Linked DNA regions of Homo sapiens: regions 1, 3 and 4 are each linked to region 2. Evidence: chromatin loops called from intact Hi-C (ENCODE). Cell type or tissue: GM12878. All regions are shown on one strand. Links, peaks and the distances in the headings refer to the core of each region. The heading gives the core; the rest is flanking DNA.

Region 1 (7,630 bases), core at 1,255-6,254, 65 kb before region 2:
TTTTTCAGCCTTTTGAATATAACATCTATGTAAGGGATGTAAGCTTTACCTAATATTTTGTTAAATAGGTTTTTTTTATTTTTTGTTCTCCTTCTGGGCCTCTGAAAATTTACATATTTAGTCCTTTTATGCTGTCCCATATGTCATGTAGGCTTTGTTTCAACTCTTTTTAAAAAAATTGTCTGACTGGATTATTTTAAAGACCTGTCTTTAAGTTCTGAAATTCTTTCTTCTGCTGGATCTAGTCTTTTGTTGAATAAATGCATTTTTTACTTCATTCAATGTATTCTTCAGTTCCAGGATATTTTGGTTATTTTATATTATAGCTATCTCTTTTGTATGTTTCTCATTTATATCCTGAATTGTTTTTCTGATTTCTTTGTATTAGTTATCTGTATTGTGTTGTTCCTTACTGACCTTATTTAATATCATTACTTTTAATTTTTCTGGTATTTGATAAATTTCTTTTTCATTGGAATATGTAGCTGCAGAATTATTGTGTTTTTTTGGAAGTGTCATATTTCCTTCCTTTGTCATGTTTCTTGTGTCCTTATCTTGGTATCTGTGCACCTGATATAACAGTTGCCTCTTCCAATTTTTTGGATTTGCTTTCATAGGGAAGGACTTCATACTGAATGTGTATCTGTGATTTTGGTTAGGTAGGGAACATTGGCTTTGATTCTCAGTGCATGCAGTAGTGTATTATTTGTATCATTTATTTGACCATACACAGCCAAATCAGTGGTATCTGTGATTTCCTCAGTGACTTAGGGTGTGATTCTTAGTGGAGACTGTGGCGAAGCTTTGCTTAGGATGGAGGCATCACCTGGGTGAGTCCTCAGACCCCAGTGTGAGCAGTGATGGAGCAAATGTAGCTGTTCTTGAGCCCAAGAGCAATGTACACTGGCCTCCATATTGGCAGGTCCAGGAGGGCCAATTCTTGGGTCTCCACTTGGTTTGCTCAGATGCCAGCAGTGGCAGCAGTGGGTCAGGTTGGTGGGTGGGTCCTTGTGGCCCTGGATAGTGCGTGGATTATGGCAGTTATAGTGGTGGCTCAATGCTCTGGTTCCCAAGCCATCTGCACTGGTGTTGAACATGGCTGAGACAGGCTGGGCAAGCTGGTCTTCTGTCCCACAGGTGGTGTATAGGGGTGGGTACCTACAGTGGTGGCAACAGCAGGCTGGATGGGCCCATCTTCAGCTGCTGAGAGGAATGTTTAGGTGCAAATGCTGGTGGATAGGGCAGGACAATCCCAAGATTCCTGGACAGCATGCTCAGGTACTAGGGGAAGTTGGAGAAAGCCAGGTTGGGAAAACCTGTCCTCAGATTTCCCCATGGTGCATAGAGGTTGGCTGTGGTCAGACGGAGTGATCCTCAGACCCCAGCAGCATGCTTTTGTGGAGATGGCTGCATCTGCACTGTGGCCCTGCTACTGCTAAGGGCCAGTTTGCTTTCAGTGTCGGCAGCCATAGGTAGCTGGCTGGGGAGTGTGCACTTTGGCCCCAGGTGGCAGCTGCCAATGGAGCAGCCACTTTTCTATGTGCATGAAAACGCACAGCAGCCCTTCTTTCTGGGAAAATAGAGTTGCTGCCAGTGGCTCACATTTAGCCCAGGTGGCAGTAGCCAGCAGCAGCAGCTCTCAGCAGGGGATGACAATGGGATTCTAAGGGTGTGGAAATGCAGAGGCTGTTGGGGCCCAGGACAGGATGCATTCTGGTGGTGGCTAGGTTCTCAAAATGGCACCATTTTGTAGCTGCTTAGGGCTTGAGTTTCCAGTATGAGGGACCAAACCTGAGCTCATTCTCTCTCTCTAAAGCAATGCCATTGCACAGTCTCCAGGCAGCTTTCTCTGTTTATCTCCGTGCCCACAAGTGTCAAGAAACATTCCCTTGGTAGGATTGGAGGGGTCCATGGTGGGAATGTAGACTGCTAGGGATCACTCACTTACCCTTTTCCTGCACTGTTGAGTCTCACTGGGCTCCCAGATGATACTAGCTGAGCAGGCTACCTTGCTTCTCTGTCCTTCCTTCTTTTACATGTCTCCTGTCTCTTATCTGTTGAATCCTGATGTTCTCTCTTAGAGGATCTATTGAAAGCATGACTACCAACTCACTATTTGTTAGATGCCTCTAGTCAGCCATCTTGAAATCCCTCTTCAGATGGTTACATAATATTCCACCAAATCCATAACCTTCAGCTTTTTAACTACACCCTATATTTGGATAATCAGGTTGTTAGATTTTTTAAGTACTGTAAATAATGCTACAGTAAAAAGTTCTTGTATTTTGCCTTTTCCTCATTTTGTTTACATCTTTGTGCAAATTATCAGGAATGAATTTACTGAGTCAAAGATGATTAACATGCTATACCTTTTGAAATATATTGACAAATTTTTTTCTGATGTTTTCAACAGTGTTCACTGCCACCAGCTATAAATAGATATTCTCAGTTAAGCACACTTTTGACAAAATGGAATGTAGGAATTACTTTTTTTGATATAGTATATTATTTTTAATGTAGGTGAAATACACATAAAATTTACCATTTTAAAGTGTACAATTCAGTGGCATTTAGTTTATTCACAGTGTTGTGCAACGAGCACCCCATCTAGTTACAAAATATTGTCAGTTTCCCCCTCCCTCAGCATCTGATAACCATCTACCTTCTAGCTCTGTGGATTGGCATATTCCAGACATTTCATATAAATGCAATCATAAAATATGTTGCCTTGTGTCTGGCTTCTCTCACTCAGCATAATGTTTTCAAGGTTTACCCATATTGTAACATGTATTGGTACTTTATTCTTTTTTATAATTTTTATTGTGATATATATATATATAAAATACAATTTACCATTTTAACCATTAATATGTGTGCAAATCAGTGGCATGAGGTGCTACATTCACAATGTTGTACTATTATCACCATCTATTTTCAGGACTTTTTCATCTTCATCCCCAAGAGAAACTCTGTACCCAGTGAACAATAACTCCCTGGCGGGGTGCAGTGGCTCACGTCTGTAATCCCAGCACTTTGGGAGGCCAAAGCAGGCAGATGACCTGAGGTCAGGAGTTCGAGACCAGCCTAGCCAACATGGTGAAACCCCGTCTCTACTAAAAATACAAAAAGTTAGCCGGGCGTGTTGGCGGGCACCTGTAATCCCAAGGTCTCAGGAGGCTGAGGCTGGAGAATCACTTGAACCCGGGAGGTGGAGGTTGCAGTGAGCTGAGATCACACCATTATACTCCAGCCCAGGCAACAATAGTGGGGGAAAAAAAAAAAACAACAATAACTCCCCATGCCCTTCCTCCAAGCCCCTGATATCTTCTATTCTACTTTCTTTCTCTATACATTTACCTATTCTGAGTACCTCATGTAGGTGGAATCATACAATTTGTGCATGGCCTTTTGTGTCTGGCTTCTTTCACCCAACATAATGTTTTCAAGTTTCATCCACAGTGTAGCAACTCCCAGTACTCCATCTCTTTTTTAAATTTTATTTATTCATTCATTCATTCATTCATTCATTCATTCAGTAGTTTCAGGGGAACAAGTGGTGTTTGTTTACATGGATAAGTTCTTTAGTGGTGATTTCTGAGATTTTAGTGCACCCATCACGTCAGTAGTATACACTACACCAAAACTGTAGTCTTTTATCCCTTACCACCCTTGCCCCCAAGTCTCCAGAGTTCATTATATCATTATTATGTTACATTACCATAGCTTACCTCCCACTTATAAGTGAGAACATAGGATCTTTGGTTTTCCATTCCTGAGTTACTTCACTTAGAATAATGGTCTCCAACTCCATCTAGGTTGCTGTGAATGCCATTATTTCATTCCTTTCTATGGCTGAGTCATATTCCTCTCTCTCTCTCTCTCTCTCTCTCTCTCTCTCTCTCTCTCTATATATATATATATATATATATATATATATATGTTTTTTAATCCACTCATTGGTAGATGGGCATTTAGGCTGGTTTTGTATTTTTGCAATCGCAAATTGTGCTGCTATAAGTATGCATGTGCAGTGTCTTTTTCAAATAATGGCTTAATTTTTCTCTGGGTAGATACCCAGTAGACGGATTGCTGGATCAAATGGTAGTTCTACCTTTAGTTCTTTAAGGAATCTCCATACTGTGTTTCCACAGTGGTTTTACTAGTTTACATTCCCTCTAGCAGTGTAAAAGTGTTCCTTTTCAGCACATCCACACCAACATCTGCTTTTTTTTTTTTTTTTTAATTATGGCCATTCTTGCAGGAGTAAGGTGGTACTGCACTGTGGTTTTGATTTGCATTTCCCTGATCACTAGTAATTTGAGCATTTTTTCATGTTTGTTGGCCATTTTATATCTTATTTTGAGAATTGTCTATTCATGAACTTAGCCTGATTTTTGATGGGGTTATGATTATTATTATGATTATTATTTTGCTGATTTATTTGAGTTCCTTATAGATTCTGGATATTAGTTATTTGTCAAATGCATAGTTTGCAAAGATTTTCTCCCATTCTGTGGGATGTCTGTTTACTCTGCTGATTATTCCTTTTGTTGTGCAGAAGCTTTTTAATTTAATTAAATCCCATCTATATATCTTTGTTTTTGTTGCATTTACTTTTGGGTTCTTGGTCATGAACTCTTTGTTCGTCATTGTCTCAAAGACTTTTTCTGATGTTATCTTCTAGAATTTTTATGGTTTCAGGTCATAGGCCTAAGTCTTTGATAAATCTTGAGTTGATTTTGCATAAGATGAGAGATGAAGATCCAGTTTTATTCTTCTACTTGTGGCTTGCCAATTATCCCAGCACCATATGTTGAATAGGGTTTCCTTTCCCCACTTTGCCGAGCATCAGTTGGCTGTGAGGATTTGGCCTCACTTCTGGGTTCTCTATTCTGTTCCATTGGCCTACATGCCTGTTTTTCATACCAATATCATGCTGTTTTGATAATTATAGACTTGTAGTATAGTTTGAAGTTGGGTAATGTGGTGCTTCCAGATTTGTTCTTTTTTGTTTAGTCTTGTTTTGGCTACGTAGGCTCCTTTTTGGTTCCATATGAACTTTAGGATTGTTCTTTTCTAATTCTGTGAAGAATGATGATGGTATTATGGGAATTGCATTGAATATATAGATTGCTTTTGGCAGTGTGATCATTTTCATAATATTGGTCCTACCCATCCATGAGCATGGGATATGTTTCAATTTGTTTGTATCATCTGTTTCTTTCAGCAGTGTTTTGTAGTTTTCCTTATAGAGATCTTTCACCTCTTTTGTTAGGTTTACTCCTATGTATTTTATTTATTTATTTATTTATTTATTTATTTATTTATTTATTTATAGTTGTTGCAAAAGGGTTTGAGTTCTTGATTTGATTCTCATCTTGGTCACTACTGGTGTATAGCAATGCTCCTAATTTGTGTACATTGATTTTGTATCCTGAAGCTTTACTCAATTCGTTTATCAGATCTAGGAGCTTTTTGAATGAGTTTTTAGGGTTTTCTAGGTATATGATCATATCATCAGTAAACAATGACAGTTTGACTTCCTCTTTACTGATTCGGATGCCCTTCATTACTTTCTCTTGTCTGTCTGCTCTGACTAGGACTTCCAGTACTATGTTGAATAGAACTGGTGAAAGTGGGCATCCTTGTCTAGTTCCAGTTCTCAGATGGAATGCTTTCAACTTTTCCATGTTCAGTATAATGTTGGCTGTGGTTTGTCATAGATGGTTTTTATTACCTTAAAATATGTCCCTTCTATGCTGATTTTACTGAGGATTTTAATCAGGAAGGGATGCTGGATTTTATCAAATTCTATTTCTGTGTCTGTTGAGATGATCATATGATTATTGTTTTTAATTCTGTTTATGTGGTGTATCACATTTACTGACTTGCATATGTTAAACCAACCCTCCATCCTTGGTATGAAACCCTCTTAATTATGGCATGTTATCTTTTTGACATGCTTTTGGATTCAGATAGCTAGTATTTTGTTAAGGTTTTTTGCATTTATGTTAATCACGGATATGTTCTGTAGTTTTCTTTTTTTATTCTGTCCTTCCCTGGTTTGGGTATTACAGTGATACTGCCTTCATAGAATGAGTTAGGGAGGACTTCTTCTTTCTCTATCTTTTGGAATAGTTTGAGTGGGATTGGTACCCATTCTTCTTTGAATGTCTTATAGAATTCAGCTGTGAATCCATCTGGCCGTGGACTTTTTTTTGGCAATTTTTTTAAAGACTATTTTAGTCTTGCTACTTGTTCTTGCTCTGTTCCGAGTTTCTATTTTTTCCTGGTTTAATTTAGGAGGCTTGCATCTTTCCAGGATTTTATCCATATCCTCTACGTTTTCCAGTTTGTGTGCATATAGGTGTTCAAATTGCCTTGAATGATCTTTTGTATTTCTGTGGTATCAGTAGAAATATCTCCCATTTTGTTTCTAATTGAGCTTATTTGGATCTTCTCTCTTCTTTTTCTTGGTTAATCTCACTAATGATCTTTTGATTTTGTTTATCTTTTTAAACAACCAGGTTTCTGTTTCATTTATCTTTTCTATTTTTTTGTTTCAATTTCATGTAGTTCTGCTCTGCTTTTCGTTTTTTTTTTTTTCCTTTTTTTTTTCTGCTACTGGATTTGGGTTTAGTTCGTTCTTGTTTCTCCAGTTCCTTGAGGTGTGAGCTTATATTGTCTACTTGTGCTGTTTCAGATATTTAGATGTAGGCATTTAAGCTATTAACGTTCCTTTAAGCACCACTTTTGCTGTATCCCACAGATTTTTATTGGTTGTGTCATAATTATCATTCAGTTCAAGGAATTTTTAATTTTCCATCTTGATTTCATTGTTGATCCAAATATCATTCGGGGCAGATTATTTAATTTTTATGTATTTGTATAGTTTAATAGTTCCCTTTGGAGTTAATTTCCAATTTTATTTCACTGTGACCTGAGAAAGTACTATATATACTTTTAGTTTTCTTAAATTTATTGAGACTTGTTTTGTGGCCTATCATATGGTCCGTCTTGGGGAATTTCCCATGTGCTGATGAAAAGAATGTATATTCTGCAGTTGTTGGTTAGAACGTTCTGCAAATATCTGTTAAATCCATTTGTTCTAGGGTATAATTTAAGTCCATTGTTTCTTTGTTGACTTTTGGTCTTAATGACCTGCCTAGTGCTATCAGTGGAGTTGACATTGAAATCTCCTACTTTTATTTTGTTGCCATCTATCTCATTTCTTAGATATAGTAATAATTGTCTTATAAATTTGGGATCTCCAGTGTTAGATGTGTATATATTTAGAATTGTGATATTTCCTATTAGACTAACCCTTTTATCATTATAGAATGTCCCTCTGTCTTTTTTAAACTATTGTTCCTTTAAGGTCTTTTTTTTTTTTTTTTTTTTTTTAAGGGAATAGCTACTCCTGCTCACTTTTGGATTCCATTTCCATGGAATATCTTTTCCATCCCTTTACCTTAAGTTTATGTGTATCCTTCTCTGTTAGGTGAGTCTCTTAAAGACAGCAGATACTTGATTGGTGGGTTTTTATCCATTCTGCCATTCTGTATCTTTTTAGTGGAGCATTTAGGCCATTTATATTCAATGTTAGTATTGAGATGTGAGGTACTGTTCT
Region 2 (7,630 bases), core at 1,171-6,170:
GTAATCCCAGCTACTCAGGAGGCTGAAGCGGGAGAATCACTTGAACCCTAGAGGCGGAGGTTGCAGTGAGCAGAGATCGCACCACGGCACTCCAGCCTGGAAAACGGAGTGAGATGCTGTCTCAAAAAAAAAAAAAGTATCAGATAATTAGAAAATAACACAGAATACCCGTTTTTCTTATTTGTACACCAGTCCTGACCAGCCTACTTTCTGTGTTTTGAATCTTAAGAACACCTGAGATTCAAGGTGTTTGTATGGAAATTGGAACAGCATGCAAGAGTGCAGGCAAGTATTTGTATTAAAGAATAGGATAGTCCCAAAATAAAGGTAGTCGATTTGCAATCATATACAAAATTCTTGCAGTTTTTTAAGATTCTGGCCTTTATGCTTGAATTTTATATGTAATCTTATAAAAAATGGTGTTATAGTTAACAGAGGCCAAATTTTACATTCAGGTTTCTAATCTGTCTCACCTTTTCTTCTTAATATAGAAATATAAGTTACTAGTTAATAAATTAATAAGAATTAATCTACTGTTCTCATATTTTCAGGAATTACAAAATATAGAATAAATTATAAAGTATATATTAGATAGTAAAATAGACAATTTCAAATTGTCACATTATATCTTTCAGTTCTAAAACTGTTTTCTAAACCAATTTGAAAAGTTCTTCGTATTTAGTTAGAATATCCATTGTTGCCTACTTACATGTAGTTTATCTGCAGGTGGGCAGAAATTGGGGTACAAAATAAAAACATTTTTTAATGCCTGGGGTCTCAAGGAGCTTACAAGGTGTAAGGAACTTGGTAAAACATAATTAGACTAGAGATGCCTTTTAGCACTTACTGAAGGATATTCAGAAGCCAGCTGTTCCACGTCTTTCTCCACCACTGTAAGCACCTCTTCCTCTTGGGGCTGACTGCTGTATGAAAAAAAGGTCTGAGCACACTGAATATGATGACAGAATTTACTCCTTCGCTAATTCATTCAACAAATATTTATTTGCTGAGCACTTGTTATGAGCTGTAAATTTTACTAGGAACTGGAGATACATTAATTACTAAGATGCAGACCCCACCCTCAAAGAACTTAGAAGTTTTTAGGGGAATCAGAGCAATTAAAGAGATAAGGTTTGTGAGAGAAAAACAACAAGGACACTCCTAAATGTGAAGATATCCTTCAGATGAAAGTTTTAATTGTTATAACTTATCCTGCAACAATTCAGAAATAAACTCAAACCTCACCTCTTGTTGTATAAATAGAGGTAAAAAGGGAAATGTAATTTGGCTGACGTCAGTAAAAGCAACCAGTTATAGCTTCATAGCCCCAGATAATAAGGAGAATTGAATATTTGAAGTGCTGGCCTTTTATTGTGGCAACATGCACAGACTGCCTGGTTTCTTTCTCCTCCTAATCATCTCTGCAATTAGATTTAATAAATTGAACTTAATGGAAAATTAAGAGAATAATAAGGGCCAATAAAGCAAATTATATTAAAGTGATTTAATAAATATGTTTAATAATTTAGCACTACTACCACATAAAGTTTAGCTAACTGCTAAGCTTGTGAAATTAAGAAAAGGTGCTGCTGAGGAGGTTGAAAGGTTTTTTGGTTGGCGAGCCATGTCAAAATGAAATACAGACCCAGGCAGGTGACGCTTGTTAACCTCATTTCCCAGAGCATTTAAGAGAGCTCACAGGGTTACTCATATACTGCCAAGTCTCTTTTTAAACTCACCTCTCTCTGAACCTTAAGAAAACTTAAGGAGAAAGGACACATGCCCCAGCAAGGAAGGAGAGGGAGACGGCTTCACTTTAACTGCCATCTTCTATAATAAATCTATTTCATTATCTTGTTGTGATCACCTTCAGTTGCTCATGCCTGCTTTAACAAACCATAAACCAATGCCATTACTGGTAAAATTTAACTTCTTTAACCCAGTCAGTTCTCTTGTTTGCCCTACTAAGCAGAATAGTCCTCAGACACCCTGAGATAATGGCTCACAGAGAACACTCTGTCCCCAGCACTTGATGGTCAACAGGTCCTGAATTCAGTTGACTGGGTGGACTATATTCACATCGCTGAGCAGTGGTTTATAACACATGCAGGAATGTGAAGAAACAGCCAAATGGGTCAGACAGAGTAGGTCAGGGGAAAAGGGCAGAACAAAATTCTGAACATAAAGTGTCTCGTTGATTCTATTCCTAACTTATCCCTACCCAGTCCATTTTCACAATTAGCCAATAGATGCAACATGTAAGCCCTAAATTCCTTTCCCATTGTTATAAAACGGGGATTCCTGTTTTTTTAATGAACATTCTCAGAAGAGAATTTCTTCAGAGGAAATAGCTTCTAAGAATGCAGCTCTTCAGTCCCCATGTGGCTCCAAAAGCATAACACATTATCTGTGCTTTGGTTTTACCCATTTGGAAACAACGAGGAAGTTGAACTATGTGATTTCAGAAATTCTTTTTTTTTCTAAATTTCTGTCATTATAAGGACAATCCGCATGTTAGCAATCCATGAAGTAGAGGAATAGTGTATGTGTTGCAGGTGAGAAGGGAAAAAATGTATAAGAGAAAAGAATGTCACATCACTCATATAAAGCCTGAAGGTGTAATTTAAAGAAAAACAGTTCATAGAAACAGAAAAAGCCAAAATTCCTTATATTCACTAACTCAAAACTATATTGAGTGAATTATAAAAGGTAAGGCAATCTTTTTTTTTCCTTCAGTTGTCTAGACTGAAGAACCTCATTTAACATATCTCAAAGGCATTTTGTTGATTTGAAGCACAGTGACAGTTGGATTTACTGCATACTCTCTTTAATTAGGATGGGAGACAGCTATTGATGTTCAACTTTTTGAAACCCAGAAGTTAGAAACATGAATTTATACAACTGATACCTCTAGCATAACATTCATGCAAATCTGAATAGGATAAAGAAAATGCCATAGTCTGTCTGAAAATTGTCGTGTAAGTTCTTGGAGTTTCTCCTTAAGAGGCATTTTAAAACGAAACAAAAAACAGGGTAGTATGGTTAGAGCTGGGCACATTTGTTTCCGGTAGAGAGGACCGTGTATTCTTTTACTTCTGACAACAAACCACAGTATTCATGCTGACACCACAGGCTTATGAAGTGATTTAGGGCATTTCCAGGAAAGTACCCTACTTCTAGATTCACTAGGGAATTTTTGCTGAATTCTCAGTCATATATTTTAAGTTGAAGTAGACCCTATAAGATGAAAAGATTCCGGTCAAGTGGAAGATTTGAAGGAAAATGATGTTTTAAAAAGAAAACATAAAAAAAGCAAGAGCCCAGATAAGATTGTGAGAAGTTGCTTGAAGCAATTCCCTGGTGGAAAGCCAGCTTGAAGGATGATACGCCAGTGTCATGATCATATTTGGGTTTATTACACCAGTTAGGAGGATGAAGGGGGGAAACAGGAAATAGGAACACAATGTGTAGATGATTACAGTAGGCTAGAGGAGAAAAATTCAGAATCTGGAAGTGAAGAGGAAAAGGCAGGTGGATAAAACATTTCAGAGATATCACCAATCATATTTGGTATGGAAGTAAATATGGAGGGAAGAAAACAGAAGTCAAAGATGACTTTCACATTTCTGCCTTAAACAATTGTAGGCCATTAACCAAATCAGAGGAAATAAGAAGATAAATAAATTAAGAATAGTAATAAGTTGTGCTTTGATATGCTACAGCTGAAGCATGTATGAGCCATCAAAGTGGAAGTTTACTAGGTACTTGGAAATATAGACATGATTCTCAGGCATGCTGTTAAGAATGTTGATAATAGATTTGGGGCCCTTAGCATATGGGTGATAATTGAAGCCATGGGCATGAATTTAATTGCTCAAGGGGAGTACAGAGTAAAAAGAAAAGAAGACTGAAAAAGGAGAATTGAAGGACACTAATATTTCAGGGATATACAGAGGAGGAAAGTTAACAGAAGACAGACAAATCACAGGCAGTTAGAGAAGCAGGGAAGGACCTTGGGAAACAGAGCAAACAACAGTATGAATGAAGGCTAAGATAAATAAGGTCCTTGAAATTAAGAAATCATTGGTGACCATATGGAAACACGTCAGTGGCATATCTGTAACAGAAGCAAGCCACATTGCAGAGAACTAATGAATGTTTAGGAGAAAAGGATGTGGAGTCAACAAGTCTGACACTGTTGTAAGCAGTCTGAAGATCAAAAGAAGGAAGGATATTGGCTAGATGTCAATGAGAATGTAGTTCCAAATAAGTTTGGCTTCTCTTTCATTGTCTGTTGTTTATTTTAACATAAATGTTACTTGAGCATATTTATAGGATGGGGTAATAAAATTAATGGTAGAGGGAATGAAAAGGGAAAGAGATAATTGATGGAACAAAATCCGAAAGAAGGAACCAAGAGTGCAAGTTAAACAGCATTTTTCTTGGAAATAAGGCTTTTTCATGGAACTAGAGGTGAAATTTTTATTTATTAATGTTTTAATGCAAAAATATTGGAGAGTATGAAACCTACCAGAATAATGATTAAATTTTGGCCCCTGGTGAGATGGCCAGGAAGTTACCTTCCTTCCTGATTTGCACTTCTTTACAGAAAATAACCGATAACACTGATGAGCTGAACACAGGAAAGATAGCTTTGTAGCTCGTAGGAAATGAAGGAAATGAGATAGTAATAAAGACTGTGAAGAAGAAATAAAATTCACACTAAAGATCTTTAATTTCTTCCATGCAAAGTCTATTTTTCAAGAGTTTATATTGAGCTATCTGAAGAGTTTAAATGACTTTTAAATGACTTTGCAACTCATTGCTTGTAACTCTAGCAAGAGCTTGAGGGTCAGTTTAACAATTGCTGCTGTAAGAGAATATATAACATGTATTTTCTTTAGACCTCTAGGGAAATAATCTTTTCTGGAAAACAAACAAACATGCAGTGTGGGTATGGTAACCATTCTTCTGAACCAAACAAATAGCAGGGAAACACCTGACATGGTCTGGCAATGAGATAGATATTTGAAATCAGGATTAACTTGATAACTCTGGAATATATGGTTTCTAAGGAATGAAAGATTTCAAGGGCAAAATATCCTATTCATAGTTAATGCAAGGTATCAGTCCAAGGAGATGAAGATGATATAGGACTGCTTCTGTGAGGGAATTTTTATGCTTCTGTCTATCCTCACTTCCTTCCTCAACATGTGGTGAATGCCCATGCATGCAGGACACTGGAACAGATACCCAGGATAGAAAAGTATGAACAAGTTCTATGGAAGAGGTAGATTTATAAGAGAGCATTTAGAGAGAACACTGCATACACAGTTATAGTAAAGAGCATAGTCAGTGTAGAGGCTAGATCTACTAACTGCCTAGGGCTAGCTACACTTGAGCGAAAATTTGCAAAAGGAGATAAGTGAATTATCTTTTAAAGAAAAAGGAAAAGTAAGCCTTAAGGAAAATAACTTAAGATGAAGGAAAATAACTTAAAAGATGTCTTTCTGGCCAGGCGCGGTGGCTCACGCCTGTAATCCCAGCACTTTGGGAGGCCAAGGCAGGTGGATCACCTGAGGTCAGGAGTTCAAGACCAGCCTGGTCAACATGGTGAAACCCCATCTCTACTAAAAATACAAAAAAAAAAAAAAAGCTGGACATGGTGGCAGGTGCCTGTAATCCCAGCTACTCTGGAGGGTGAGGCAGGAGAATTGCTTGAACCCAGGAGGTGGAGGTTGCAGTGAGCCAAGATCGGGCCACTGCACTCCAGCCTGGGCAACAGAGCGAGATTCTGTCTCAAAAACAAAACAAAACAACAACAACAACAACAACAAAAAGTCTTGCCTACTAGCTGGCTCTCCCAGACAAGTTATATCTATTACCACAGCTCAATGGTATAAAATACCTCAATGGTGTAAAACTCAGTTAATACCTATGTGGGATTATAGTTTATTCTGATCATCTGAACCATACTTTGGCAGCCTAGATTTTGAAATTCCCAAGCCCTTCGTAGAGTGGGGAATTAAATCTGTCTTGAAAACTTTATTTTAAATTCAGAATTTGACTCAAAATCCTTAAATTTTCATTGTGTATATTCCTCATTACATAGAAACTTTATTTTTTTAGCCAGCCAACCAATTAAGTTGTTCATACACATGCTAATTGAGTTTCTACTTTAGAATACACTGTGACTTATGAATATTCGAAATTTTTCTGTTCTTTCCCTCTTAATTTTTGCTTTTAACAATAACTCTAAATAACAATACAAAAAGATTCAAGATAATTTTGATGTTATACTACTTATATAACTAGGATAAGCTTTAAACCTTTGAAAAAATATTAGATTGCCTTTTACCTTTACAAGGTACCCAATAATTTTAAAAATATGCTATTGATAATTCAGGCAATGAGCTCTCAGCTCCCAATCTATTATTTCTTAAAATTTTACAAAATTTGTAGGAGTAAGAAAAATGTCCTCAATTTGGACACATAGAGTAATGCAGAAGAACTCAAAAACTGGTAGTTTTGCTACCTAAAGAGATTGTTTTATTATTAGATGAGTATGATAATTATGTCCATTATGCTCATTATTGAAAAAGATCTGCAATTTGAAGAGCCATGTACACTGGCCTCAGAATTGCTTTGCCTGTTTTAATGGTATGATTCAGATCATGTAAACGTTAAATACTTAACTGAAACTAAAACTTTTCCTTTTGTGGGAGGGACTGGTTACATAACAGAGACATTCCGTCTGCACCTGCTTAGAAACATACCTATGTATCCAGAAATTAAAACTGTCATCCAATGTTCAAATCGCTGTAGTCTGGCAGTTTTAGGTTGTCAACTAATAATTATTTGATGAGAAATATCTATTCACCAAATACCTAAGGTGGACTAAAATAATTCTATAAGAAAATAGCATAATTTTGTGCAAGTGACCTATGTAGCCATTTCTGTATGACCTTGAAGGCCTTATCTGGTGATAATCCTACCTCAATGTGAACAAATTACCTCAGTGTGTATATTAAACTAATATGGAAACCAAAACACATTTTAAATAAGAAGCAACCCCCATTTCCTGAAGGAAATACTGCTTTCAGAGCGATTCCCTTGGAGGTGGTAGAGGTATGGGTGGGGAACTACCACCCATGTGAGCAGGAAGTGGAGAGCCTGAAGAAAGCCACATGGCAGAACTTATCTCTCATTCCCTCTTCCCCAACATTTTTATCAAATGAAATCAAGGTAAAATTGTTATTAGCACAATAACAAGAAAATATCATTTAAAAAAATTCAGCCTGCATGATTCCTTAGGATTGGAGTGGAAAATCCACATATGTTTTCTTGGTTAGGGGTTAGGGAGTTATAGTTTGTTAGGCAAATTGTGATTAAATTCATTATCCATATTTTAAGTCTTTTTAAAATAAGTATGTACTATCTAATTGTCTTTCTGAATTACTTCCCTGCAACTGGTTTTAGCTGAATAGAACTCTAGAAAGTATGAAGCTCACAGATATGTTAATTTTCTCACTCTTATAGAAGTCTCTATCTGTTATGATATGTTAATTTTCTCACTCTTATAGAAGTCTCTATCTGTTATGGTAGCCTGTGTGTCTGGACAAGAGCTGTC
Region 3 (7,630 bases), core at 1,380-6,379, 63 kb after region 2:
CAAAATAAAGCAACAATTACTTCTGTGTGATGAAAGTGTGGTTGATTTTTTTTCTCTGCCTGCTTATGGTTTTCTGTACTTTCAAATGATCCCAACATGTCTAGATATTTATTTTTGAATTATAATTTTATTTAAAAATATAAAAAATATACTTTCTTATGCAAAGTACAATAGTTTAATTGATTGCCAAGGTGCAGTTTATTCAAAGTGGTAGATTTTGAAGTCTTTTAAGGCCTTGGATTTAAATCTGAGCTGGAATAAACAGCCCAGTTAAACTTTCTCTTGGCCGGGCATGGTGGCTCATGCCTGTAATCCCAGCACTGTAGGAGGCCGAGGCAGGCAGATCACGAGGTCAGGAGATCGAGACCTTCCAGCTAACACAGTGAAACCTCGTCTCTACTAAAAATACAAAAAAAATTAGCCAGGCATGGTGGCACGCACCTGCAGTCCCAGCTACTTGGGATGCTAAGGCAGAAGAATGGCTTGAACCTGGAAGGCAGAGGTTGCAGTGAGCCGAGATCACGCCACTGCACTCCAGCCTGGGCGACAGAGCAAGACTCTGTCTCAAAAAAGAAAAAAACAAGAAAAACTTTAGGATTTAAAGAATCTTATAATTGCTTTGTGAGTAGCACAATCGCCTGGAGTGGGACCCACATGTTATTGTATAATGCACCGATTAAAATTAAGTGCCGAGTTAATGATAAAGCAGGTATTTTGAAAATTGTGTAATACCTTTTTGTTAGGGGTAGCTATGATACTTTTTAATATTTTTGTTACTGCTGTTTGTTTTGTTTTAGGTCTGGTTAGAAAGTAAAACAGAGGTTAGAATAAGTTGTCTGGGAATCTTGTGGAAATACTGACATGTCAGAAAATTACTCTTCAAATCACTGAGTCAAGAAAGCAAAATGCAATACAATTTCTCTGGACCCACTGAGCCACCACGCCTGTTTTTGTTCACTGAGAACAGGTTTGGTGACCAATGGGGTCAGTGGCGTTAATTGGAAACTGCAGACTACTGCCTCACAACCTGCACGTGTCCTTCACAGCTGATTTCTGAGCGAAGATGGGACATTTTCTCCTACAGTTATCCTTTGGCACTGGAAGTTAAGCCTTGTTATTACGTGTTTAATCTATCTTAGAATAAGGAATATAAGGTATGTTAAATGGCATAAAAATAGTAAACCTAAATCTTTAAAGGTTGGAAGCCAACCTTGTACAAACCTCTGGTGTAAAACTCTCTGCTTATTTATGGAAGAAAGGCAAGAAATGCGAAAACAGGTGAATGGAGAGCTATACAGGCATGGCCCAAGCATGTGCTCTGGTTCTGCCTGGCTGCAAGACCTGGGATAAGTCACTTATCCTCTCTAAGCCTCAATTTTGTCATCTGTAAAAATGGAAAGCATAATAATTCATACCGTGTGGAGTTGCTGGGAGAACTACAAGTGATAATACCCATGAAACACTTTGCACATAGAAATCCCCATAAATGTTCATCATTCTTATGGCATCCTCATCATCATTAGATGTGCTCTGTCTCAGAGGTGACTCTTTCGTTTACAAAACATTAAGAGAGACCCCTCAGGATGCAGCTCCCTAAGCAAGTAAGCCAGTAATCACGTGTTCCTCTGTGAGCTGTACCTCCACATTCCTAAGAGGCTCTTGGAGTGACTGAGAGATCTGTGACACCTGAATGATTCACACCTGCAGTTTCTAGGAACCCCTTCTCCATACACTCCATGGTTGTCAAATAATCATATATTTATTGAACCTGTACTGTGCACAAAGCACTGTGCTAGGTATGTGACACCAGGGATAGATTCTTTGCTCCAAGAAGCTCATGATGAAGATAAAACAACTGTATGAAGAGAAAAAAGAATCATCCAGGGTAGTTTATGCTAGATGCCAGATGAATCTAAAGATAAAGAGTAGAGGCTTTCAGAAGGGGAGAGATGACTGTGATGGGAGAGTTGGGAGCCTTCGGGGAAGATGTATGGTTCAAAGTGGGTTTTCAAGAAGATGTGGGTCTCAAGTAAAGAAAGGAGAAAAGTAGGCATGTCAGAAAGACACAGAGATCAAAGCGACAAGAAGACCAATCAGAGTGGAGTAGAAAGGTGCTCTCAAAGTATAGTCCCAGAACAGCAGCCTCAGGATTACCTGCTCAGGCTGTCATAACAAAATACAAAGACTGAGTGGCTTAAACACAAAAACTTATTTTCCAGTTCTGAAGGCTGGGAAGTCCAAGATCAATGTGCCACCAATTCCATTTCTGATGAGGGCTCTCCTCCTGGCTTGCAGACAGCCTTCTACTTGCTGTGTCTTCACATGGCTGAGAGAGAGATCCTAAGTTCTCTGGTGTCTCATTTTATAAGGACACTAATCCCATCAGGCCAGGGCCCCACCCTATTACCTCATTTAACCTTAGTTATTTCCTTAGAGGCTTCATCTCTAAATACAGCCACACTGGGGATTAGGACTTCAACAAACGAATTTGGGGGAGATACCAACATTCTATCTATAGCACATGGAAACTTTTCAGAAGTGCTAAATTTTGGGCTTTACCCTGAAACTACTGAGTCAGAAACTCTAGGAGTCGGGCTCAAATATCTCTTTTAATCAGCCTTTTTGGTGCTGCTGAGTTTGAGAACCACTAAAGAGTCAATAGGGCAAGTGAATGGAGGGGAGATGAAAGAAGTAGATTGTCATCAGAACTTGGAGAATTTTGAGGCTCAAGAATGTGGAGGCTGGTCTTAGTCAGTGGGAGACCTAGAAGGAGAGGAGGTCATACAGGTTAGTGTAAACCATTTATTTTGCCATCTGTTTGTGGGAGAAAGGGGAGGAAGGAAAGGAGGAGAGAAGGAAAGAAGGAAGGAATTAAGAGAAAGGGAAGGAAGGAGAGAGGGAGGGAATGAGGACGGGAAAGAAGAAGGCCTTTTGGAAAACAGTTTCATAGTTCAGGTGTTCACATTCTAAGTATAGTAATAGCAGGAATGGAGAAAAGGGATGAAGATGATAAATATTATTAAAATCTACAGGTCATGCCAGGGTCAAGCAAGCAAAGGAGAAAGGGGAATTAGGTAACTTGTAGATCTGTGCAACCTACCACTGACGAAAGTGTGGAAGCTTAGACAGGGAGCTGATTTGAGGCACAAATTCAGTTTTATTTATTTGTGCTGATATTAACAGGAGGACATCTAAGTGACTATGTCTACTAAGATATGAGATATAGTTAAGAGAGTAGTCAGTTCTGCAGCTAAATTCAGGAGGTGATTCTTGAATCCTGTGCAGCCTTTGCAAGTTCTGAGGAAGGGCGCACAGTGAGAGAGGATAAACGAAGTCACAGAGAAAGCCACTATTTCAAGGAAAGCAAAGGCCCAGAATGAGGGTGAAGATGAGGGCAGAGTAAATATCAATGATATTTAAACATTTTTGCTGGTTAGCTCCTCAAAAGGCCTCTCAGTCTGAGCTCTGCAGAAGGGACGTGTTTGCAAGTCACTGTGAGTCCCCTGGGTAAATCAGTGTGCCTATGAACTGGGCCAACTAGCCAAAACTGTGAATTATGACGACCACCACTACTGTTAGCCTGACTCCTTGTTAAACAGGATAATGGTTTTCAGTACCAGCTGAAACAATTTTAAAATGTTGACCATTTATATTACTTAAGTAATGTGCTACCATTTATAAGTAATATAAATGTTGGCCATTTATATTACTTAAGTAATGTGCTACTGAAACTCTAAGGGGGTTTCTGTAACGGTAAACTGACAGTTCTCTAATGCAGTTCAGCATCACCTGTCGGGCTTGTTTGACCACAGATTGCTCGGTTACACTCAGAGTTTCTTATTCAGTGGGTCTGGGTGGGGTCTGAGAATTTGCATTTATAATAAGCTCTCAGGCACAACTGATGGTGCTGGTTTAGGAACCACAATTTGAGAACCGTTGTTAAGCCTCACGCCACACCATTCCTATCATGAGAGCCACCTGTAGCTAATTCAGGGTAACTTGTTGACTGCAAACTATAACCATAGGCAGTTTCTTTAGCAATATAAACCTCTAGATAAAAGAAACACTCAAAAATCAGAATAGGAACATATAGAGTCAATGAAAACTATTTTTTTTCCAAATGAGAGCATGTGTTTTACAGCCTCAAAAGAATATTTTCATGTAGACTGCACTAAAATAACAAGATAAACCTGAAACTAAAGCTTAAAAAGGCCTTTATGAAACAAAAACAGTTTCACACCTGAGGTAAAGGGCTACATATGTCCCTCGATTTTTTCTCATATCTTAGCTTTCATTTAAATGACATTGCCATTTTACATATAATAGAAGAACCTAGAAATTTGATTCCTGCTTATTAGGGCAAACCAAAGGGGTTATTTCCAATTATTTTCAGTTCAGTTTTTCTTCACGTATAATAGAAATGATTTAAAAGCCAGGTTTTGTTGGAAACTGCCATAAATGTGGTTAATAGTTGCTGCCTCAGCATCCATTTTCAGGCCTGACCTAAGTTGTCTGAAGCCCAGTCTCACTGTATCACCTCTGGTCTGGGTAACACTTCCCCTCCCTGAGTGGTTGTTTGTAATGCGGCCCATTTGCTCTTCATCGCACTGACCCAGAACCCACACATCACACAGCTGCTGACCATGATCAAACCTAACGGCCAACACCAGAGTCCTGTGAATAAGTCCTGCTTCCTACTTGTTCTCTTAAATCAGCCTAAGCCACACCCCCACGGGAAAGCCCCAGGACAAAGCTCCAGGCCCTAACTGTGCTCTCTGGCTCCCCGTGGCCTCCAGACTTCCCCTCGGGCTCCTGCCGCTCTCTGGACCTCTCTGGGATGTGTAAGTAAGAGATTTCTTCTGTTCCTGCGTTTTGGTTTCACCTCCTCCTTGTGCCTCACCTGACTGACACCCTAGAACCTACCTTTCCCCTTGGCCAGGGCTCTCCTGGAGATTGGCTGGTTTCTGGCCCCCTCCAAAGAGAGACCTGAAGACCAAATTAGGAACCTAAATATATAAATCGCAACAGAAAGTTTGGTTGTTTACTGACAATATATATTTATACTGTAAAATGTGTTTATGATTTAGAACACACTAGACCTATTCTAGCTCTAAATTGCATTGCTATCTTGTAGTATGCAGTTATGCCTCGTTTCATTTCATTTTCCAACTGAAGTCATTTTATTCCCTCAGTTTATAAATACCTCGAATTCTTTAGCCGAAAAGGCAAGGTAACTTGATAGAGCATCCCCCTTTGTGACCATAACCTCCAGTGCAGAACAAATTAAACGTGCAAAACTGTGAGTGCCATGTCCTACATTGTTAAAGAAAATGATGTTGAAAGGCAGTGAAAGTCCTTATGAAGAAATTCAAAAGAGTAAAAGAATAGACAGATGAACTGGAAATGGAAGAAGTCAGTTTTTCTTTCCTTTAGGAGTAAGCCAATTTGGAAACTAGCTGGTAAGTGTTACAGTCCATTTACATGACAGGCATTCTTCGTATTCACTAAGAAAACATTATGGTACAAATGTTCACTGTGCAGAGCACACCTGTAATATTTCATCTGGTCCTCTCAGTGACCCTATAAGGAAAATGAAACATTTTCAGATGAGACCGGGCTTCAGGGTGAAATTAGGTGACGGGTGAGACTTATATAGAGAGTAAGTGGTGGAACTGGATTCAAATCCAAATTCTTCCAACTGTAAGCACAGGGCATTTTCCACTAATCAGCCCACTAACCAAAGAAACCTAATTTTTCCAAACATTTAAAGTGATGCTATGGCCATTTGAGTAAAACCAATTTTGGCCTATACTTTTGATTCCCCATCACCAGACTACCATTGGTTATCCGATATGGGCAGCAGAATTAAGAGGTAATGAAGTCTAATAGAACCTCTCATTATTTGTGTGGATGCAGTAGTAACAGAGATGGTGATATAGTTTGAACGTTTGGCCCCTCCAAATCTCATGTTGAAATGTGATCCTCAGTGTTGGAGGTAGGGCCTGCTGGCAGGTGTTTGGGTCACGGGGCAGATCCTTCATGAATGGCTTGGTACCCTCCTCATGGTAATGGCTGAGTTCTTGATGTATTCATTCACTGAGATCTGGTTGTTAAAGAGTGTGGTACTGCCCCCGTGTCTCTCTTGCTTCCTCTCTCACCATGTTAGGTGCCAGCTCCCCCTTTGCTTTCTGCCATGATTGTAATCTACCTTAGGCCTCAAAAGAAGCAGATGCTGGTGCTGTGCTTCTTGGGCAGTCTGCACAACTATGAGTCAAATAACCCTCTTTTCTTTATAAATTACCCAGCCTCAGGTATTCGTTTATAGCAATCCAAAATGGACTAATACAGATGGGGACATGTAGGTATTAATTTAACAGATGCTTATATATTGCCTGTATTCTCACTGGGACTGGGAAGTGTTAGAGAAATATAAATGAAAACATAATCTCCTCCTAACCCGGAAAACTTCTCCACAAAGGTAGAAGAGAAAGAACACAGTTTTATTGAGTAAGCATTAAACCAGAGTGAGATGCACGTCTCAGGAAATCAGCTAAGAAATTGCAAAGACAGAAAAAAATCTCACCTCTTAATATAACAAGCAGATATAACCTTTTATATACAAATTCTCAAGGTAAACAATAACTTGTCCTCAAGGGGACTTTACAGCACCATTTGTCAAACAACTTTCATCCTAAATTCCCTTAGTAATTGGGGTAACCGTCTGTGTTAGACAATTGGCTTTATCCAAAGCAAAAATAAATTTCTCATATCTTTATAAAAGGGGGTTGTCTTGCAACTTGGAGTAAGATACCTGCTGAAATTACCCTCCTAGCCTCCTACAGAACCTGATAAATAGAGCTGTTATCTTCCTTGATAATTTTCAAAGTGATGATTCCCTGGTCTTTGAGAACAGTATCCTTGGGTCTTAAAACTAGCAAAAGACTAAGTTAGCTTTTAAAAATTTTTGTATATGTTTCAAAATGACAAAGAGGTACAAGCTTTCTAAAGTAAATACCCTAAGAAAAGGATGTTTCTTTCCTTACTTTTAACATGGAGAACATATTAGTCATATATTCCTTATAGGCTTCTTAACAAAATACTACAGATTGGGTAACTTAAACAAGAGATATTTATTCCCTCACAGTTTTCAAGGCTGAAAGCCCAAGATGAAGGTGCCAGTGGGCTTGGTTTTTGGTGAGATTGCTCTTCCTATCTTGCAGACAGTTACCTTTTCATTCTGTTCTCATGGCCTTTTCCCCGTGCACAGGGAAAGAGATCTCTGGTATCTCTTCCTCCTCTTAAAAGGACACCAGTTCTATCATATTGGAGCCCCATCCTTGTCACCTCATCTAACCTTAATTAACTTTTTAAAGGCCCTTTCTTCCAATAAAGTCACATTGGAGGGTGGGGCTTTTACAAACAAATTTAGGGGGAGACAAAATTCAGTCCATAACAAAGAGTTGAGCTTCTTATTTTTAGTTGGCATTTGCCCTTACAGGAATAACAAGCCAGGCTAAGTCCTTGTCATCATGCAGATGCAAGTAATGCAAGTTGCAAGTAATAATCAAGGAAATAAACAGTGATGAGTGAAGGCCCTTGGCTTAAGGATAAGAAGAAACCAGCCAGCTCC
Region 4 (7,630 bases), core at 1,688-6,687, 560 kb before region 2:
CCTTTGATGGGCACTTAGGTTGATTCCATATTTTGGCTATTGTAAATAGTGCTGCAATAAACATGGGAATGTAGATATCTCTTAGATATACTGTTTTTTTTTTCTCTTGTATATATTCTCAGCAGTGGGATTCCTGGTTCATATGGTATTTGTATTTATAGATTTTGAGGAACCTCCATACTGTTTTCCACAATGGCTGTACTACTTTACATTCCCATTAACAGTGTATAAGACTTCTCCTTTCTCCATATCCTCACCAGCATTTCTTATGGTTTCTTTTTGATAATAGCCATTCTAACTAGCCTGTCTTATTTCTTATCCTTGTTCATGCTCGTGTTGGTGGTCATCTTAGTTTAACTCTGTTGATTTTTCACCCATACCTAGTAGCTTACCCACTCTTTTAAGACTCAGGGTGTCCTTTGGTTTTCAGGGCTCAAAGACCTCTAACTCAGTTTGGTAATTTATTGCTTGCACTTCTACTTGATAGAGATTTCATGGCTATGTTTTGTATATTAAGTCTCACAACAGAAAACAGATCCAAGCTACAATATTAAAGTGGGAAACTCAATATAATATAGATGATCCATGTTAATCAGAATAAATCTTACAGCCAAGTTCTTCATAAAGTGGATTTCTATTTATATTTCTTCATGGACTTCATTACAGTATCTGAGCTGGGTATCACTGCAATAAATTGAAGAAGCAGATTTTTACAAATCGCATTTTAGAAAAAGAATTATTGTGGTATTTTAATAAATGGGGTGAACTAGGTAGAAGGCAGCATTTAGAACTCCTGGGATAAGCATTACTTTTCCCATTAAAAGTTTTTACAGTTTACAGTTAAAAATAACAGTGAGATCACCCTCTCTCTTACCCTCTCTGAGACACTAAGGAGATATGCTACCTCCAAGTAGTTGTCTATTTTCCTCCATTTCATGCAATTACAAAGGTTTTTTGAATCTGACTGGAATGAGATCTGGGTTTGGATCCCCATTCTGCTATTGTCACCACAGGCAATATGTAACCTAAGTCTTAGTTTCTTTACCTGTGTGTTGAGGTAATGCCTACCATAGGGAGTTGTGAGACTGAGTATGACCCTAGAGCAGACTAACCAAGTCTGAAGACTTATGTATATAATCTATATCATGTTTTTTTTTTTTTTCCTAAATGGTAGCTTGGGTTTTATAGGATCGTAAGAAAGGAACCAGAATGTCCCTATGCTTTGAGAGACTCTTTTGTATTCTTTGTCTTGTTCAAAGTTTTATTACCCTTTTCAGACCACTAGTGTATCATTTAATGAAAAGCTTTTGAAATAAGTTCAAGGACTATAGTCTGGAATGTACATATGAATTATGACAAAAATAAAACTTATTATTTGGAATTTCTATGAACACACAACACAAAGTAAGAATGTGATCTGGAAATGACCCAGAGGACTCATTAAATAGTAACTAACCACTCTGACAACCTAGATCCCAAAGTAGAGTGCTTTTGGAGGGTGGAGCATCATTTGGTCAGTTTTATCAGTTTTTATAGTCAGTCCTTTCATATCCATGTCAATAAATCCTAGCATCTAATCAAGTTACATGTGATAGATACTCCCATCTTCTCTGCAGCCAACTTGTTACCCTCATCCCAACTATGCACATATTAAGTTACTGTCCCCCACCACATAGCTTTCCTGATTTTATATATCACAGACACAAAATATAATGAAGTATTATAAATTATTCTTAGGTAATGGATGAGTTATAAACTTCTTTTTAAAAAGTCTCAAAATTGTTTGCTCTGTGTATGTGTGTTTGTATATGTTTGTGTGTATGTGTGTATTCCTGCACCTAAAATGGATAGAGGGGCAAAATTCAACTTTTGAGCAACTGCCTATTTTTTGATGGTTCCTAGGTTTTCCATCCTTATGCTTTCCTTCATCCCTGAGGTTTTGCTGCAGCCAGTAGTCAGTGAACAATTTCCGGAGCTCTCTGGGGGCACTCCAGCCAATACAGCATGGCCCAGCAGGGGGATATCTGTTTCTCCCAAGGCTTGCCCACTGGCACAGCACCGGACCATGAAGCCCCTGAGCCTTGGTGCTCTTATTCCTTTGCTGGGGGACTCTGCTGGGGCAGCCCTCCTCTCTGAATTGCTTCACCTCTCAGGAAGTTACTTTGTTTGCAAAGAGGGCTACAGAAGCTGGTGTTCTAGATCTTTTGTCTGAAAGACACTGCCCTTAATTTGTCTTCATGAGGAGGGATGAATGTACACACTGTCATTATGATTCTTTTGTCAGTGGGGCCTTGGATGCATGGTGCACAGTGGTTAAGAGCGGGCTAGAATCAGCAAGGGCAGCATAGAGTGGTTAACAGTTTAGAAACTGTTTGAATCTTGATTTTCTTACTGTGTGACCTCTCTAAGCCTTCATCTCCCTAACAGTAAAACAGAAAAAATGAGGTTGCTGAGAGCATGTTAAATTGGTTAATATATGTCCATGCCAGGAAAAAAGTAGTTTTTAGCCATTGAATAATATTACTGCTGTAACAACACAGACATTCCTGAAAAGCCTTGTAACTGGTTTCCTATTTACCACACACATATGAGATAATTCACCAAATACAAATATGTACAGTAGCAGAATAACCTGCATTGTAAATGGCACATCAGCATGAGAAATCTACAAACCTACTTCTTAGTGTCAAAAATTTGGGGGAAAAAGAAGGCAGAGAAATTACAAACTCCTTCTCTACTCTTCACTTATTCTTCTTTCTTATCTTTAATGTCTTTCTTCATTTCTTCACTTCTGATTTTATTATCAAATTTTAGGAGTTACTGAGTTAATGCGTTATGTTTTCTTTAAGAGATAGCTCCTCTCTATCTCCATCAAATAGCATGAAATTTGAGGCTTGTGTACTATCAAATTGTTTGCATTATTTTTAATCCATGACATTGATGATAGCTATAATATAATCTCAGATTCCTGATTCCTGCTTGTATTTTGTTTAAACTCTACTGCCTATTTAATATCTGACACTGCTAAGCATTTTGCTGGCTTACAGAATATCATTTTTCATGCTAATAACTTTAATGAAAATATCAGACAAATATATAAATCATTATATGTGAAATAGAAGAGTCAGCACAGACTTAAATACACTAATTTGCTAACCATGTTTAGATATTATTATTTTCAAATACTGGTGATATTTGAGTAAATATTTTGATATTCACTCTCATTATACGGTTATGATTTCTTTCAAGTATATTATTTGAAATTATTTTATTTTCATGTGTGAGTATGTGTGTGTACTTATTATATTCCAGTTCCACCCCTGTTCTTGCAGCACACATGGCTGATTGCATAATCATATCAATAGAAAAAATATGATTCCCTTAGCCCTAATAGATGCTGTACCAAACAGTGACAGTCCACCTGTCTCAAGAAAGAGACAAACTTATAAGATGCTGACTGTTCCATTTAAGCATTGCCATGCTCATCAGATAACTGGCTGCAAAAATGAATACTGCATTATTAAAGAGAAGAGAGGAATAGACTGGAGCAAATGCCATGGTTTTTAGTGACTTTCTTTTTCTTCAGACATAAATAGAATCACAGAGGTAAGCCTCTGCTCTAATTAATTCTCTCCTTGGTTACACTGTGAGCCTTCCCTTCACTGCCCTCATCAGAACCACCTGAAGGGAATAACTAATAAGAGTTCATCTGTCATCCTTTGTACATGATAAAATTCAGACTGCTTAGAAATCAAAGGTGCCAAGTTATGCCCACCTGCAAAGAAATCATAATAGAGAATATTTATGTAGCTTTCTCGACTGCATGATTTTTTCACATTACCTTACAGAGGTCAGGAAGCTGATTCTGCTGTCCTAAATTTAAACTACAGAAGGTAGGGTATGTTTTAATGACCCTTCAGCTGGGCACAAATTAGACACGCCAGCAGAGGGCGAGCATTAGCCATAAGAAAGGCTGAGGTTTACATTATGGTTTATAGAGGCAAACTCTCCCCCACTTACACTCACACAATTATTTTGGGGGCCTTATTTTAAAAGGTTTCTGTTACATGAAGACCCTCAACTTCTGTCTTCACAGCCTACCAAACTTATACTGAGACTTTTGTTATAAAAACATTTTCAGGTTTAGGGAAGACAGACTGTCACAATGAAATTCATTAAGCTTTGAAATAAATCAAGCCTGCCTGGGTTTGAACCCTTGGAAGTTGTGTGACCTGAAGCAAATTTCTTGACTTCTCTGAGCTTCAGTTTCCTCATTAGTAAAATAGAGATGAAAAGGGTACCTGCCTCATTGTGTTGTTGAGATACCCATATGGGACAATACACGTGTAAAGGATTTAGCTCAGTATCAGCCACAGGGTGAAATTCTGATAAGTATTATCTATCGTTAATTCTCAGTACAAATCCTGGGAAACAGTAGACACTGAAAAATAATAATAATGTGTATAAGAGGAGCCCTGCTAAGAGTGGATTTGGGAAGGCTTGTTAAAGATGAGTCTGCAGAACTGAAGGATGAGATGCTCAAGGAAGACATGCATATTTCATTAAGAAGAGGTGAAACCTACAAGAGTGAGGAACCAATGGCTGACATTCATGGTTCACAAACTTAAAATGACTAAGAAATTATCAGGGGAATTGAGTGCTGCACATGGAAATGGAAATAAAACAGGCTGGATGGTTTTATATCCAGAAACATAATTTAGTCAAGCAATTGTGTCAGGATAGAGGGATTTTCTACATCTATTTTAGCACCCAAGTTCTTTCTGGCAGGATTTGGGGAAGAACACATATTTTGGAATTTGGCAAATCACAAACAGGCCCATCTGTCTGGAAAGAAATGGTCTTTACCCATTTTTTTTTTCCAGCTTGAAACATGAAAGATGTGATTCTAGAAGCAAAAATGGGTTACAATTTTAGGAAATAAAATCAGTAAGGACCAACATCTTTACAGAGTAGGAGTACTGACAAATCTCATGGGAAGAACTATATCTACCTTTTCATTCTAAATGGTGTATGCAGGGGCTACTAAATCAAACAGCTTGACTAAGTGGGTTTGAAAGAGAATTAACAATTTTGCAGAGATGTTCATCTACTTGCTGAAAAGAGTTGGTATGATTGATCTGTCTCCCTAAATCCTGAATACTGTATGGAAGTAGGCTCTTAAATCTAAGAATTACACTTAGTACAAACACTATATTTTTACAGCTACTTGCACAGAGCTATCCCTATGGGTGTCAACCAAAAGTAGATAAAATGGTCTTTCTTCAAATAATTACTGGGTAGCCAATATTTTTCTATACTCTAAGGACATGTAATATACCTCTATAAGGTGAAATATTAGGTTGTAATGGCAAAAACTGCAATTACTTTTGCACCAACCTAATAAATTCTAAAGAGATGTTCAGGTATTCTTCTGTGGTATTTAAATACACATCTAAATAAAACAGGCCTTAGTACCTACCCGAGCCAGAAATCTATCCATGAAACAAAGACTATTAAAGATGATATATGAAATGCCACATTTAAAAAACACTCCAAGTAATGTTTTAAAAATAGCATGTCATCTAAAGCCAGATGAAGATTTGAAAACACACAAGACAATTTAGAATCTTTTGGCACTTTGGAGGATCTGACAGCAGCTAGTGTCGCTGGAGGGAAGAGGTAGCACATCTCGAAGCCACGTTAGCCACAGTCATACATGTACATTACATGTATACTAACAAGACATAGCCTGCCCCAAGATACACATCTTTTAGGTAAGAAAATACAATTGTTCAGAAAAACAATGTTAATGATTCTATAAGTTTTCTTCTCTGATTATACTAATAAGTCCAAAACAAGTTTTTATTTATAATAGTTTAGAAACATTTGGTGCATTACACTCACACAGGCAACACAGCACAAAATAACTGGTTCCTTCACAATGTATTAGGCATAAGACGATGTGAACTATGTTTTATTATGTAAAATTTTTAATGTAAAAAGTAGGCAAATTATTATAATGAACACTTACGTGCCTATCAACTGGTTTCAGTGATTATCAACCCATGACCCTTCAATCATTTATAACCCTCTCTTCCCCTCCTCAGCTCGTATTAATTTCAAATCTCATACATCATATCATTTTACCCTTAAACATTTGAACTCTTTTTAAACACAGCCTTCAGTACAATTACTTCATATATTCACAATGATTCTCTAATACTGAATATCAATTTGGATGTTTAAATTTACAATTATCTCACAAAGAGCTCTCTCCTTTTAATCAGAATCCAAATAATATTTAAATGTTGAATTTATTTATGTCCTTTCAGTGCACTTTCTTTTTTTTCCCTTATTTATTTATTTATTTATTTATTTATTTATTATTATTATTATACTTTAAGTTTTAGGGTACATGTGCACAATGTGCATGTTAGTTACATATGTATACATGTGCCATGTTGGTGTGCTGCACCCACTAACTCGTCATCTAGCATTAGGTATATCTCCCAATGCTATCCCTCCCCACTCCCCCTACCCCACAACAGTCCCCAGAGTGTGATGTTCTCCTTCCTGTGTCCATGTGTTCTCATTGTTCAATTCCCACCTATGAGTGAGAATATGCGGTGTTTGGTTTTCTGTTCTTGTGATAGTTTACTGAGAATGATGATTTCCAATTTCATCCATGTCCCTACAAAGGACATGAACTCATCACTTTTTATGGCTGCATAGTATTCCATGGTGTATATGTGCCACATTTTCTTAATCCAGTCTATCATTGTTGGACATTTGGGTTGGTTCCAAGTCTTTGCTATTGTGAATAATGCCACAGATTCAGTGCACTTTTATCTATAGGTTTCCCCGTGTCTCTCATTCTCCTTTTTTTATTCTTCTGAAATGTATTTGTTAAAGAAATTAAGTGGGTCATTCATAAAAGTCTCATATTCTAGATTTTGCTGATCATATTCATGTGGCATAGTTGACATATTCTTCTATTTATATTTTCTATAAGTCAGTAGTTGAACCTACTGGCTTGATTAAATTCAGGTTCAGTTTTCTTGGGCAAGACTGTTTTATTGATGGTTGTATCTTTTTCTATAACAAGGCACCTGATATCCAGCTGTCTCTCTTTTTGTGATGTAAACAACTATCAATGCTGAGTGTTAGCACTATTTTATGCCAACATTTTTCCATTTGTTTTGATTACCTGAAGCCCTTTTTATAGTCTATTCCTCAAGGAGATATCACAAGAATAATATTCCTTGAGTTTTTAAATGTTTATAGCAGATTATACTCTTTATCCTTGAAGGTGAGTTTGTTTGTGTTGGATGAATGTGTTGAATATCACATTTATGGTTCATATTTTCTTTACTTACTTTATTTTTTTTAACTTCATTGCCTGTTGGCATAAAATTTGCCAAAATTCTGAAGACAGTTTATTTTTTCCTTATGAATGACTTAATCTTTTTTTTTGTCTGGATATCCAAATAATTTACTAGAGTATATCCTGGCATTGCTCTTTATAGATTGATTTTTCTCAGGCATGCGGTATGCCCTCTCAAAACAACATATCTCAATTTTTTTGTTTTACATTTTAGTAAGCTTCCTTTGAATTTAAGTTTTTACTATC

The links. A loop is a pair of places that touch in the nucleus more often than their neighbours do. Peaks named below come from ENCODE experiments on the same cell type or tissue, not always from the same donor. Only the 100,000 strongest peaks of a DNase experiment are listed, where the experiment ranks them.
Region 1: it touches region 2 in a loop (3-fold over the local background); 4 of 110 quality-filtered maps call a loop at or near these places.
Region 3: a loop joins it to region 2, with 6 times the contacts of the local background. A loop is called at or near these places in 2 of 110 quality-filtered maps.
Region 4: a loop joins it to region 2, with 4 times the contacts of the local background. A loop is called at or near these places in 2 of 110 quality-filtered maps.

What each region holds. Positions count from the first base shown.
Region 1 is chr15:54,451,300-54,458,929 of GRCh38, forward strand. All of the region lies in intron 19 of UNC13C (unc-13 homolog C), which reads left to right. Among named protein-coding and RNA genes, the nearest start is that of UNC13C, 480 kb to the left of the region's middle. In GM12878, for the core only: no CTCF peak of the experiment used is centred there; no DNase peak of the experiment used is centred there.
Region 2 is chr15:54,516,677-54,524,306 of GRCh38, forward strand. The region is part of intron 24 of UNC13C (unc-13 homolog C); the gene reads left to right. Among named protein-coding and RNA genes, the nearest start is that of UNC13C, 540 kb to the left of the region's middle. In GM12878, for the core only: no CTCF peak of the experiment used is centred there; DNase peaks (open chromatin) are centred at 1,717, 1,896 and 3,055; H3K27ac peaks cover 1,185 bases.
Region 3 is chr15:54,579,193-54,586,822 of GRCh38, forward strand. The region is part of intron 30 of UNC13C (unc-13 homolog C); the gene reads left to right. Among named protein-coding and RNA genes, the nearest start is that of UNC13C, 600 kb to the left of the region's middle. RefSeq lists a silencer at 3,802-3,881. In GM12878, for the core only: no CTCF peak of the experiment used is centred there; DNase peaks (open chromatin) are centred at 3,257, 3,569 and 3,849.
Region 4 is chr15:53,959,188-53,966,817 of GRCh38, forward strand. It overlaps a transcript of UNC13C not described here. Among named protein-coding and RNA genes, the nearest start is that of UNC13C, 15 kb to the right of the region's middle. In GM12878, for the core only: a CTCF peak has its summit at 3,938 (motif pointing right); a DNase peak (open chromatin) is centred at 3,964.